Linked DNA regions of Homo sapiens: region 1 is linked to region 2. Evidence: chromatin loops called from intact Hi-C (ENCODE). Cell type or tissue: mammary epithelial cell. All regions are shown on one strand. Each heading gives the region's core, and the rest is flanking DNA. Links, peaks and the distances in the headings are about the cores only.

Region 1 (5,369 bases), core at 152-5,151, 400 kb before region 2:
GGGTTTGGCCGGTTATCAAGACAGACAGGTCGATCAGCAATCTGGGTTTCCGAAATAAGAAAAAATAAAAAAAGCCATGCTGGGTAGAACCTAACAGGCAACTCCAAGCTGCTAATGGTCCACAGAGCTGTGCCTCATCCCTCGAGCTGGCCGCCTGGTTTCCACCTCAGTTTCCTGTGGCTACGTGAGGACGCTCCCTAGGGCACTATCAGTTCCCGAGGGGCATCATCCGAGAAGAGGGCCTCCCTGATGGAGTGCAGGGACGGCATGCTGCGCCAGGCAGGGCCCGAGCACCTGTGGCCTTTGGACAGAGCTGTGCTTGGGCCTCGCTGGCCTGGAGGGTCCCCCCACGTGGTCGCCTGGAGCCCCTGGGCAGCTTCCGGCTGCACCATGGCTCTAAATGGCTGTGCACTGGTCGGGAAAAGGGGCAGGCAGAATCCCTCATTCGAGGCAGGTGGGCTGTATACAACCCAAAGTGTATCAGGGAAGCCGGAGGGTGGAGCCCCTCCCCAAACAGTCAGCACTGCAGTGGGGGAGAGGGGGAGGGAAGGCCTCGAGTGGAGGCTGTCCTTTTTAGTTGTAGGGGAAGGAGAGAGGAGGCTCTGGGCCAGGGCTGCTGGTTGGGGGCTGCCCCACCTTTCATAGGTGTTGATGTCAAGGGTCTAGACTCCTCTACCCCTGGTTAGGGGACAGTTGGGGCCATGTCCCTGGCACCTTGGCCTCTCTGGCCCTAGGATGCCTCTCCTGGAAACAGCATTGCTCACCACCTGGGAGGGCCTGGTCAGCATCTGGTGCCGGCAGGAGGCTGAAACTAAGCAACTGACTTCTCTCTACAGTAACACAGGGCCCCGCTGTGCTGGTGACCTTCAGGAGGACCTGGACTCAGTGTGCGTGCCCCGCCCACCTTGCCCTCTGTGACAAAGTCTGAGGGTGCTTAGGGGCCACGACCACGCCCATGTGGGTGGGTGGCTTGGGAGGGCTCAGGGGGAAGGGTGGGGGAGGGCTGGCTTTTGAGGGCAGTGGGTTCCCATGCCCAGCCCCATGAAGGACGGGGTTCACGGAAGACCCCAGTATCGCAAGTCTGTAGCCAGCACGGGGGGCCTGCATTCCTTCTGCAGGAGAAGCACGAAAGAGCTATTCTTCTCAATTCGCCAAGGAGGAAACTGAGGCCCAGCAGGGCAGGAGAGCCCGGGTTACAGCGCAGGCGGGAGGCTGAGCTCAGCCTCAAGTCCCATCTGCACGCCCAAGGTGCGGCCCCCCTTAGTAGGAGCCGCGACTAAGGGTGACGCTGTTTCTCGGCCCAGGTATGTCATCTCGCTGAGTCCCCACAAGCTGACCCTATGAGGGGGTTACTATAGTTAGGTCCATTTGACCTGGAGGAAACTGAGGCTCCCACGGGTGAGCTGCCCAGCTCAGTGGCCCTGAGTACCAGACTCCTGCTGGCTGACCCCAGTGCAGGGCTCTGTCTCTGGTGCTGAGGGGCATGGGGAGAGTGCAGCAATTTAGCAGGCCTCAGTTCTGTCCCAGCCTGGGGCAGTGGTTAAGCAGGGCCAGTAGAGACAGCAGATAAGCACAGGCTAGTCGGGAGGTTTGGGCAACACCAGGCCACAGGTATGTCTGGACAGTGTGGGGCAGCAGGTGAGGCCAGCCCAGGACAGGGCACTGGCTTCATGGCAGGCCGTGTAGTCAGCCAGACCTGGGTCTACATCTAGGCTTGGCCCCTCTCCAGCTGCAAGGCCTGGGGGAGGCTCTGGACACTCTGAGCCCCAGGGTTGGTTTCTGCTAAATGCGGAGCAGCGGGAGGCTTCACTGAGGGGATGATGGTCTCTGCTAAGCTCAGCACACACTGACCAGAACGTGCCAGGATGGACGCTCCATCTAATTCTGGGGCCAGGCACCTGGGAGCCATCCCCGTCACCCTGATGGCCACCCAATGGCAGATACGCTTTCCCCTCAACATCTCAGGGAGGTCAAACAAGGGCAGGGTTACAGGGAGCTGGTGACTAAAGGTGCTTTTCTCTCCCCATGGCTGAGGGGGCAAAAGAGCCCGACCGGAAGCTGCTCTTGGAAGACAGAAGCCCATGTGCAGGGAATGTGCCAGTGCCCAGCAGGTGAATGCAGGGTCTCGAGGGGTCGGAGGGCACACCTGCCTGAGTCCCAGGTGCGCCTGAGGGCTTCGGCTATTCCTCCTCATCTCCTCCCCATACTGCCTTCCCCAGTCTCCTCTCCCCCTCCCCCAGGCCTTCCCCAGTCCCTCCTCCTTGCCTTTGCAGACACTGTGTCCCTCCCTGTACGCCCTTTCTGTCCTTCTCAGCCCTTTGTAATTCAACCTGGTTTTCAGGGCACAGGGCAAATCCAGCATCCTCTGGGATCTGAAGGTGGCCAGCCCCTCTGGCCTCTGCAGGTCTCTCTGTGCTGGGACTGCCTCTGAGCCATCTACCCACAAGTTCTTAACTTGCAAATTAGCCCCAAAGCTGGATGGCAGGACCCCGGAGGCCTGGCCAGGGACTGTCTAGAGATGTGTTAGGACAGAGCTCCAACCTGACCTCAGTACACAGGGACTGAGAACCTGGTTGGGGCTCCATAAACACTCCTGGTTGGCAGGGATAATGATAATAGCAAACAAATCCTTAGAGACAGGGAGGAAATTCCACAGGGATCCCTCCAAGCCAGAAAGCAGGGAAATTACACTAAGGAGTGGCCAAAAATCCTCTATCAAGTTGAAACAGGGAAGGCTACCAGGTTCAATACGAACCCCCATCATCTGTCCACTGGGGGCCTATCAAGGGACACACCTACCCTCAGGGGCCTACAGTCTTTGGGAGAGCAGAAACATCATCTAACTTCCCATGCATGGTGGAGGGAGAGACAGCACTGGGGCCTGATCAAGAGTGGGCATCCTCCTACCTGTGTTCAAACACCAGCTCTGCCACTCACCAGCTGTGTGACCCCAGGCACACAGCTTCGTGTTTTTGTCTCTCCATATCCCTAAGACCTACCTCATGTTATATGACCTCCCTCATGGGGTTGCTGGAAGGATGAAACCTGTTAATATATCTTGTAAAGAGTTTCCAACAGGGCCTAGCATAGAGTGAACCTTCAACAGAAGTTTGCTCTAATTGGGAACTGAGACACACGCACATAAAGAACTAGGGGAGGACAGGGGAAAAAAAATCTTGTGGCCAGAGTGGACCACAAGTGAAAGATGGTAGCAGTGCCAAATCCAGACTTTAAAAAGTTACAAAAGGAGCTGGATGTGATGCTGGGACCAGCAGGAGGCAGCACCAAGCACAGGTGTGGGAGTCCCAGCGCCTGACTCTGTCACTGATTTGCTGTGTGACCCTGGATAAGCTGCTTTGTCTGTTTAGGTATTAGTTTTTAAGGTGTGGGCTCTCTCCCGTCTACACTCTAAAAGGCTGGGAGGCTCCTAGGGTCTGGAGAGCAATCCTGAGCTGGGCTTGGAGAGAGTCGGGAGGTGAATGCATAGCAAGGACCAGTGCGTGTGACTTTATGGTGCCCTTCCACGGAGCAGTGGAGTGGGTGCCTTTCTTGTGTAGAACGGGACAAAAAGGCAAAGATGTAATTGCAGTGGGAGGGATGTGGGTGAGACTTTGTGCATAACTTCCAAATTCGAAGGCCTGGGAAAGCTTCAGAACATTTCTGTTTCTGTATTCTTAAGAAAGGGGCAAGCAACCCCTCGGTGCACCTTTGCTGAGGGTAAGGAGTTTCTTATTCATCTTTTCTTTTGAGACGAATTCTTGCTCTGTCGCCTAGGCTGGAGCGCAGTGGTGCGATCTTGGCTCACTGCAACCTCCACCTTTTGGGTTCAAGCAATTCTTGTGCCTCTGCCTCCCAAGTAGCTGGGATTACAGGTGCATACCACCATGCCTGGTTAATGTTCATAATTTTAGTAGAGACTTGGGTTTCACTATGTTGGCCAGGCTGGTCTTGAACTCTTGACCTTAGGTGATCCACCAGCCTCGGCCTCCCAAGGTGCTGGATTTAGAGGTGTGAGCCATGGCACCCAGCCCTCTTATTCATCTTTTTGATGGTTAGCACTGAATATGTGGTTGCTGAATGAATGAATGAATGCAGGCATGTGTGAATGAACAACAGAGGCTGGGTCTTGTATACTGTGGCTGGCTGTGGCCATCAGATCCAAGGATACAGAAGCTGAGACCCAGGCAGGCCAGCAACTTAAACACCACAACCCCCAACTGGGAGCCTCAGTTTTCTCATCTGTGAGATGCCGACAAAGACATCTGGACTTAGGTCACAGGATTCTTGTGGGGATAAAATGTGATCGATGATCTGAAGGTATTTTGAAGACTTCCTTCTGCATAACTGAGGGAGGTACTCCTGGAAGGTGCCTCCCTAAGGAAGATAGGAATATGGTGGAAGAGAAATACTTCCCTGAGGCCACATGGGAAAATGTGAAGGACAAAGGTTCCCTTCACAGCAGGAGTGTCCTGGAAGACCTGTCCCAGGCGCCATGAATGGCAGCCTATATCTGGTCCACACCTGCCTCTATGAACCCCTTCCTCAAACTCCAACAAAAGGGCAGAAGGGGGAAAGCAATCCTATGTCCTTTAACCTTTAATACTGTCCTGGGACTCTGGGCTCTGGTTTCTTCCGCTGGTCTCTGGAGTTGGTACTCCAGGAACTGAATTCATATCCATATGAAATATCTTGATCACTCAAGGGAATCTACAATGTTCACTTTCTCTGAAAATGGGCTAAATGAAATCAGTGGCCTGTAAAATTTCTTTTGGTTTTGAGACTCTTCAAATTATAGTTAAGAAGGGAACATCAGTTTTAAACTTCCTTTGTCTTCTAAAAAAATTTTAAAACCAGGTCACTACATATCAATGTACGATTATGGGGCACGTTCCATAATCTACAAGCAGATCATCTCCCACAGCAGATAAGCCAGGAAATACTGGGCAGATACCAGCAAATCAGGTATCTCTGGAGTGTCTGGGCTTGTTTGGGGCACACAGATCCCAGACCATGGACAACCACCAGTTTCAAGGAAGAAAGTAGAAACACTCAAAGATTAACAGAGGGAAATGGAAACAAATTGCATTCAACCTGGCCTCTGGCTTTCAAGTCATTTCTTCTTATATCTCTGCACAGAAACAATGAAGTCATTTCCACCCTTGAACTTGGGAATGAAGAGAGGCAAAAGTCACAGGCTGGGAACCGCAGCCTGAATTGGATGAACTTATCTTGTGGTTGACTTGTGCATGTATGAGTTTCACACCTGAGAACAGGATAGGAACTTTTGAAATGCAGCCCACGCCCTCTGGCCCTCGTGTGTACAGAGCCGCCTTCGTTGGGTGACTCAGGGTAATGACTGAGCAACAACT
Region 2 (5,369 bases), core at 305-5,304:
TATCTGTTAGATATGCACTGAAGTATGTACAGGTGAAATGACTCAGCAAAAATGGTGGGCGTGGGGAATGAGGTCATTGTTGGAACAAGAACAGTGAAATATTGATCCTTGCTGAGGCTGGGTATTGGTATATGGGGGTCTGTTTACACTATCTACACTTGGGTATGTTTGAAATGTCTATGTAAAAAGGGAACCAAAAACCAGTTGTGAATTCTTCACACTCTCTGTTTCTCTACCAAGCCACGTGGAAGAGGTTGCAATGACTGTGTCACAACCTGGTGAACCTTCTAGGCCTGGGTCCCTGCGTGACCACGTGGAGCAGAACCCCCAGTGACCTGTGCTGGACTTGGAGGAGAACAGTGGATAAATAAACCTTTGTTATATTGAGTCTTGGCAATTTCACAGTTGGTTTGTTATTGAAGGTATATTGTGGAGTAGAAGAAGTAAATTCAGGACACAGTCTATAGTATAATATAATTTGTCATTTAAAAGAGCATGTACCACTTTGGGAGGCCGAGGTGGGAGGATCACTTGAGGCCAGGAGTTTGAGACCAGCCTGGGCAATACAGCAAGATGTCATCTCTACAAAAAAATGTAAACATCAGCCAGGTGTGGTGACTCATGCCTGTAGTTCTAGCTTCTTGGGAAGTGAAGTGGGAGGATTCCTTGAGTCCAGGAGTTCAAGGCTGCAGTGAGCTATGACAGTGCCACTGCATTCCAGTCTGGGTGACAGAGTGAGGCCCCATCTCAAAATAATAATTTAAAAAAGATATATATATATATGCATGCTTATATATGCAGAGAACCTCTCTGGAAAGAAGTATAGAAAACAATAAAACTGTGGGTAGTTCTGGGGACAGGAATTAGAGGACTGGGGACGGGGTAGGAAGGAGAACTTCTACTATAACCTTTTCTTCAGTTTGAGTTTCTTTTTTTCAAAAACCGTGTATGTGTATATATATGTGTGTGTGTGTATAGGTGTCTGTATACACAGTCATATGTGCCTGAATTGTGTCCCTAAAATTTATATGTTAAAAACTTAACCTCCAGTGTACCTCAAAGTATAACTGTACTTAAAGATATGACCTTTGAAGAGGTGATTAAGGTTAAAAGAAGTCATATGGGTGAGGCTGTTTAAAAAAATTTTTTTAAGCCTTGTTTTTTTTTTTTGAGATGGAGTCTCACTGTGTAGCCCAGGCTGGAGGGCAATGGTGCAGTCTTGGCTCACTGCAACCTCTGCCCCCTGGGTTCAAGTGATTCTGCTGCCTCAGCCTCCCAAGTAGCTGGGATTAAAGGCATCCACCACCACACCCTGCTAATTTTTGTATTTTTGCTAGAGACGGGGTTTCACTATGTTGACCAGGCAGTGGAAAGACGTAAGTGAAGTGCAGGCACCTCTAAAATCTCCCCAGAGCCTGCCAAATTACACTCTCTATTTTTTCCCAGGGAAATTTTAATGCATACCTGGGCATGGACCTGACTCATCGGCACCACGTATACTCACCTTACTTTGGGGAAGACCGAGAATGATGGTATCGGTGCCAGGCCTTGAGTTTTCCCTGCCACCGACACCTGCCGGGGCTGGGAGCCCCACCTGTCTCAGAGTCCTGCCTTCCCCAGACACTGGGGTTGGTGGGGTCCCCACCAGGCATGGGAGGCTCAAGGCAGGTTCGGGGTGAAGTGGGGGCCCCCTTCCTTGTCAGCTGTCCTGCCCTGTGGTTCCTGGGGTCCCAAGTGGAGTGACTGTTGCCTGAGTGGCTGGTGGGGAGTCTAGACCTGGCTGAAGCCTGGGCCCCAATGCCAGCCCAGATGAGGAGCCTGAGACTCGGGGGACAGCCCAGGCCCAAGCAGGCTGACAAACAGAAGCACCCAGAACAGGCAGGGCTCCAAGACCTCGCTTTTCCCATCAGAGCCGGGTAACCTGTCACTGGGCCCATGTCTCCTTCTCCCCATGAGTTGTGTGGGGCCTCTGAGCAGGGACCCGGGCAGTGGGCCAGGGCCCCTCTGATCAGCCTCAGCCTAATGGGGTGGAGGAGGCAGGGGCGGGTCTGGTGGGGACTAAGGTGGGAGGGGCACCTGCCCCTAGGAGCTGTGTCTCCCAGAGCGCAGTGTCTTCCCCAGTGAGGCCCGCGATGTCCATCTCCAAAGCAGACTGCTAGGATCTTCAAGTGAGGATCTAAGAAAACAGTCCGGGCCGGGCACGGTGGCTCATCCCTGTAATCCCAGCACTTTGGGAGGCCGAGAAGGGCGGATCACCTGAGGTCAGGAGTTCGAGACCAGCTGGCCAACATCATGAAACCCCCTATCTCTACTAAAAATACAAAAATTAGCCAGGAGTTGTGGTATGCACCTGTAATTCCAGCTACTCGGGAGACTGAGGCAGGAGAATCGCTTGAACCCGGGAGGTGGAGGTTGCAGTGAGCCAAGATCACGCCACTGCACTCCAGCCTGGGCAATAAGAGCAAAACTCGGTCTCAAAAAAAAAAGAAAAGAAAAGAAAAAGAAAAAGTAAACGGTCCGATCTCCCGTAGGTCTGATTATCAGGATGACATCTGGCTGGGGCAGTGGAGATTCAGAAGAGAATTCTAGCGGCCGCAGGGACACCGTCCCAGAGCGGCGAAGAGAGGGCCCGGGAGGGAGGCGGCTCTGCGGCTCCCCGGAGGAGCGGGGCCGTCCGCGGCGCAATGGCGGCCCCCGGTGGCGGTGACTGGAATGGGCCCCGCGCAAGGCCGAGGGTCAGGGAGTGCAGGGCGCGGTCTGCAAGGTGCCTTCGGTGCCCCTTTACCCGCGCGGGGCCGGGGACTCGGAAGCCGCGAGGTTGCCCTGAGAGCACCCAGCAGCTGCTCGCTCACGCTCGCCCCTCCCGCAGTCTGATCTGATGGTTGACTAGCTGCCCTCCACCCTGCCCCCTGCAACTTTTGCAGACAAGCCCCCAGGAAGCAAAAGAACATCGGCTACACACAAACATCAACAAAGCCCCTACTGTGTGTGCCTGGACCTCAGCAAAGGGCAAGGGAGAGGCAGGCTCCATCACCTCCACAACTTCCTGTTCCTGTATTCGAATTTATGTTCACTATATTTATCTATCAATACATTTCTTCTGTTTCCTATATGCAAGTATTCATCCTCATGTCGATCCTGAAAACGGGGTACCAACATCACTCCCATTTTACAGATGAGCAAACTGAGGTGCAGGAACGTGAATTTCACTAACGCTGTCAAGAAACGTTTGGAATTTGGCAGGGCACAGTGGCTCACGCCTGTAGCCCTAGCACTTTGGGAGGCCAAGGTGGGTGGATCACTTGAGCCCAGGAATTCGAAACCCCATCTTTACCAAAAAATATAAAAATTATCCAGGTGTGGTGGCATGCACCTGTAGTCCCAGATACTTGGGAGGCTGAGGTGGGAGGATCGCTTGAGCCTAGGAGGCAGAGGTTGCAGTAAGCCGTGATCGTGCCACTGCCTTCCAGCCTGGGCGACAGAACGCGACTCTGTCTTAAAACAAACCAAAAACCAAAAAAAACATGTGGAGTGGTGGAGACTGCATCTCAGAAGCCAAAAATCCCTGGCTTCCTGGACCAGCACAGCCCACTGACCAGAGGTGGACATGGGAAGGCGGGTAAGGAGAACTGCTCACCCTTTATTGCACCGGACTTCATGCCAGAGACCCCATACTGGGCATAGCTGGGGGCACCAAGGTTTAGAAGGAGCCACCGTCCTGCCTCTGGGATGCTGCTGTCCAGTTGGGAAGGGGGAACGGTCAGTGCAGAAGAAAGAAGATGGAAACAGCAAGGCCACTCCTCACAGCTCTCCCGGTGCGGGGGAAGGAGCCCAGCAAGAATTTCTGCTCCACCAAGGGCGGAAAGGAGGAAGCTCCCCCAGGCTGCGGGGATGAGCCTCGGGAGGTGGAGGGCAGAGGAGAGGAAAAGCCAGGGAGGAGCTTGAGGCCGGATGAAGGGGAGGCCGGATGAAGGCCACAGCCCTTCGAAGACGGACACTGGAGCCCCAGGGCTAGGGCTTTCTTTCTTCTTCTTCTTGCTAGGGCCTTCTTTCTTCTTCTTCTTCTTCTTCTTTTTTTTTTTTTTTTTTTTTTTTTTTAAGACTCTCGCTCTGTTGCCCAGGCTGGAGTGCAATGGCACAATCTTGGCTCACTGCAACCTCCGCCTCCTGGGTTCAACTGATCCTCCTGCCTCAACCTCCTGAGTAGCTGGGACTACAAGCACCCGCCACCACACCCAGCTAATTTTTGTATTTTTAGTAGAGACGGAGTTTCACCATGTTGGCCCCAGGCAGGTCTTGAACTCCTGACCTCAGGTGATCCACCCGCCTCGGCCTCCCAAAGTGCTGGGATTACAGGTGTGAGCCATCACGCCCAGCCGCGCTAGGGCCTTCTAAGAAATAAGGGGTGTAGGTCAAATGGGGGACTCTCTTGGAGCCTCCCGGGGGGGTGCATGAGTCCTACACGCTCCCACCTAGAGGGACAATGCCTCAGGCCATGGCAGGGCTGGGTCCCCGGTAGCCACTATGCGTCCTCGGCTGCCTCACTTCCCTCTCCAGGGTTTCGCCATGCTGGCCAGGCTGGTCTCAAACTCTTGACCTCAGGTGATCCACCTGCCTCGGCCTCCCAAGGTGCTGGGATTACAGGCATGAGCCACTGCATCCAGCAGGTGGCAGCCCAAGCCCAGGTTGGATCCCTCATTCCCCCTTTCCTCGACACAAACAGGGAAATACAGCTAGCCCTAAGGGGCTGGGCCCAGTTTTGGTAAACGGTCTTTGAGCTCTGGAAAGAAAACTGTTTATCCAGGCACCCTCTCTACTGAGATGACCCAAAAGCCATGGGCAAACACCACAGCAAACATGGCCTGTCCCCCTCCCATGGCTCAGAGGGGCCTTCTCCTCCCACTGCCACACTACATTCTCACTTATTCACTCAGCAACCATTTACTGAGCACCTGTTATGTGCTACACCCTGTGCAAAGTAAGATCTACACTTTCGGTATCTGCTAAGATTCAAACTTTCATCATTTATTTTAAATCTTTATTTACTTCAGGAACCACAATTTTGGAGAAATTATTATTTCCAGTAAAATGTGGATATGACATATCTCTTTGACAGCATCTATTGTGTTTTGCATTTTGTTCAACTGGGTGAGGAGAGGTGACTGATATATTCCACCTGTTACATACATAGAATATATAACATAATATATAATATACACATTAGATAACAACTCTCCCTTCTTTCTTTTTACATTGGAGAAGCCACATATTTACAGGGTTCAAAATAAAATCCTAACAGCATTAAAGCATTGTGGCAGAGACAGAGTTGACCAAACGTCCGTGGGCTCATCTCCATTTCCCAGGCTCCC

What was found. Peaks named below come from ENCODE experiments on the same cell type or tissue, not always from the same donor. Only the 100,000 strongest peaks of a DNase experiment are listed, where the experiment ranks them.
Region 1: a loop joins it to region 2, with 4 times the contacts of the local background. A loop is called at or near these places in 1 of 110 quality-filtered maps.

What each region holds. Positions count from the first base shown.
Region 1 is chr11:70,080,938-70,086,306 of GRCh38, reverse strand. The region is part of intron 1 of ANO1 (anoctamin 1); the gene reads right to left. Among named protein-coding and RNA genes, the nearest start is that of ANO1, 5.3 kb to the right of the region's middle. In mammary epithelial cell, for the core only: a CTCF peak has its summit at 3,269 (motif pointing right); no DNase peak of the experiment used is centred there; H3K27ac peaks cover 978 bases.
Region 2 is chr11:69,683,364-69,688,732 of GRCh38, reverse strand. No RefSeq gene overlaps it. Among named protein-coding and RNA genes, the nearest start is that of LTO1, 11 kb to the right of the region's middle. RefSeq lists an enhancer at 1-173 and silencers at 2,631-2,801, 2,574-2,823. In mammary epithelial cell, for the core only: CTCF peaks have their summits at 2,689 (motif pointing left) and 4,682 (motif pointing right); a DNase peak (open chromatin) is centred at 1,502; H3K27ac peaks cover 166 bases.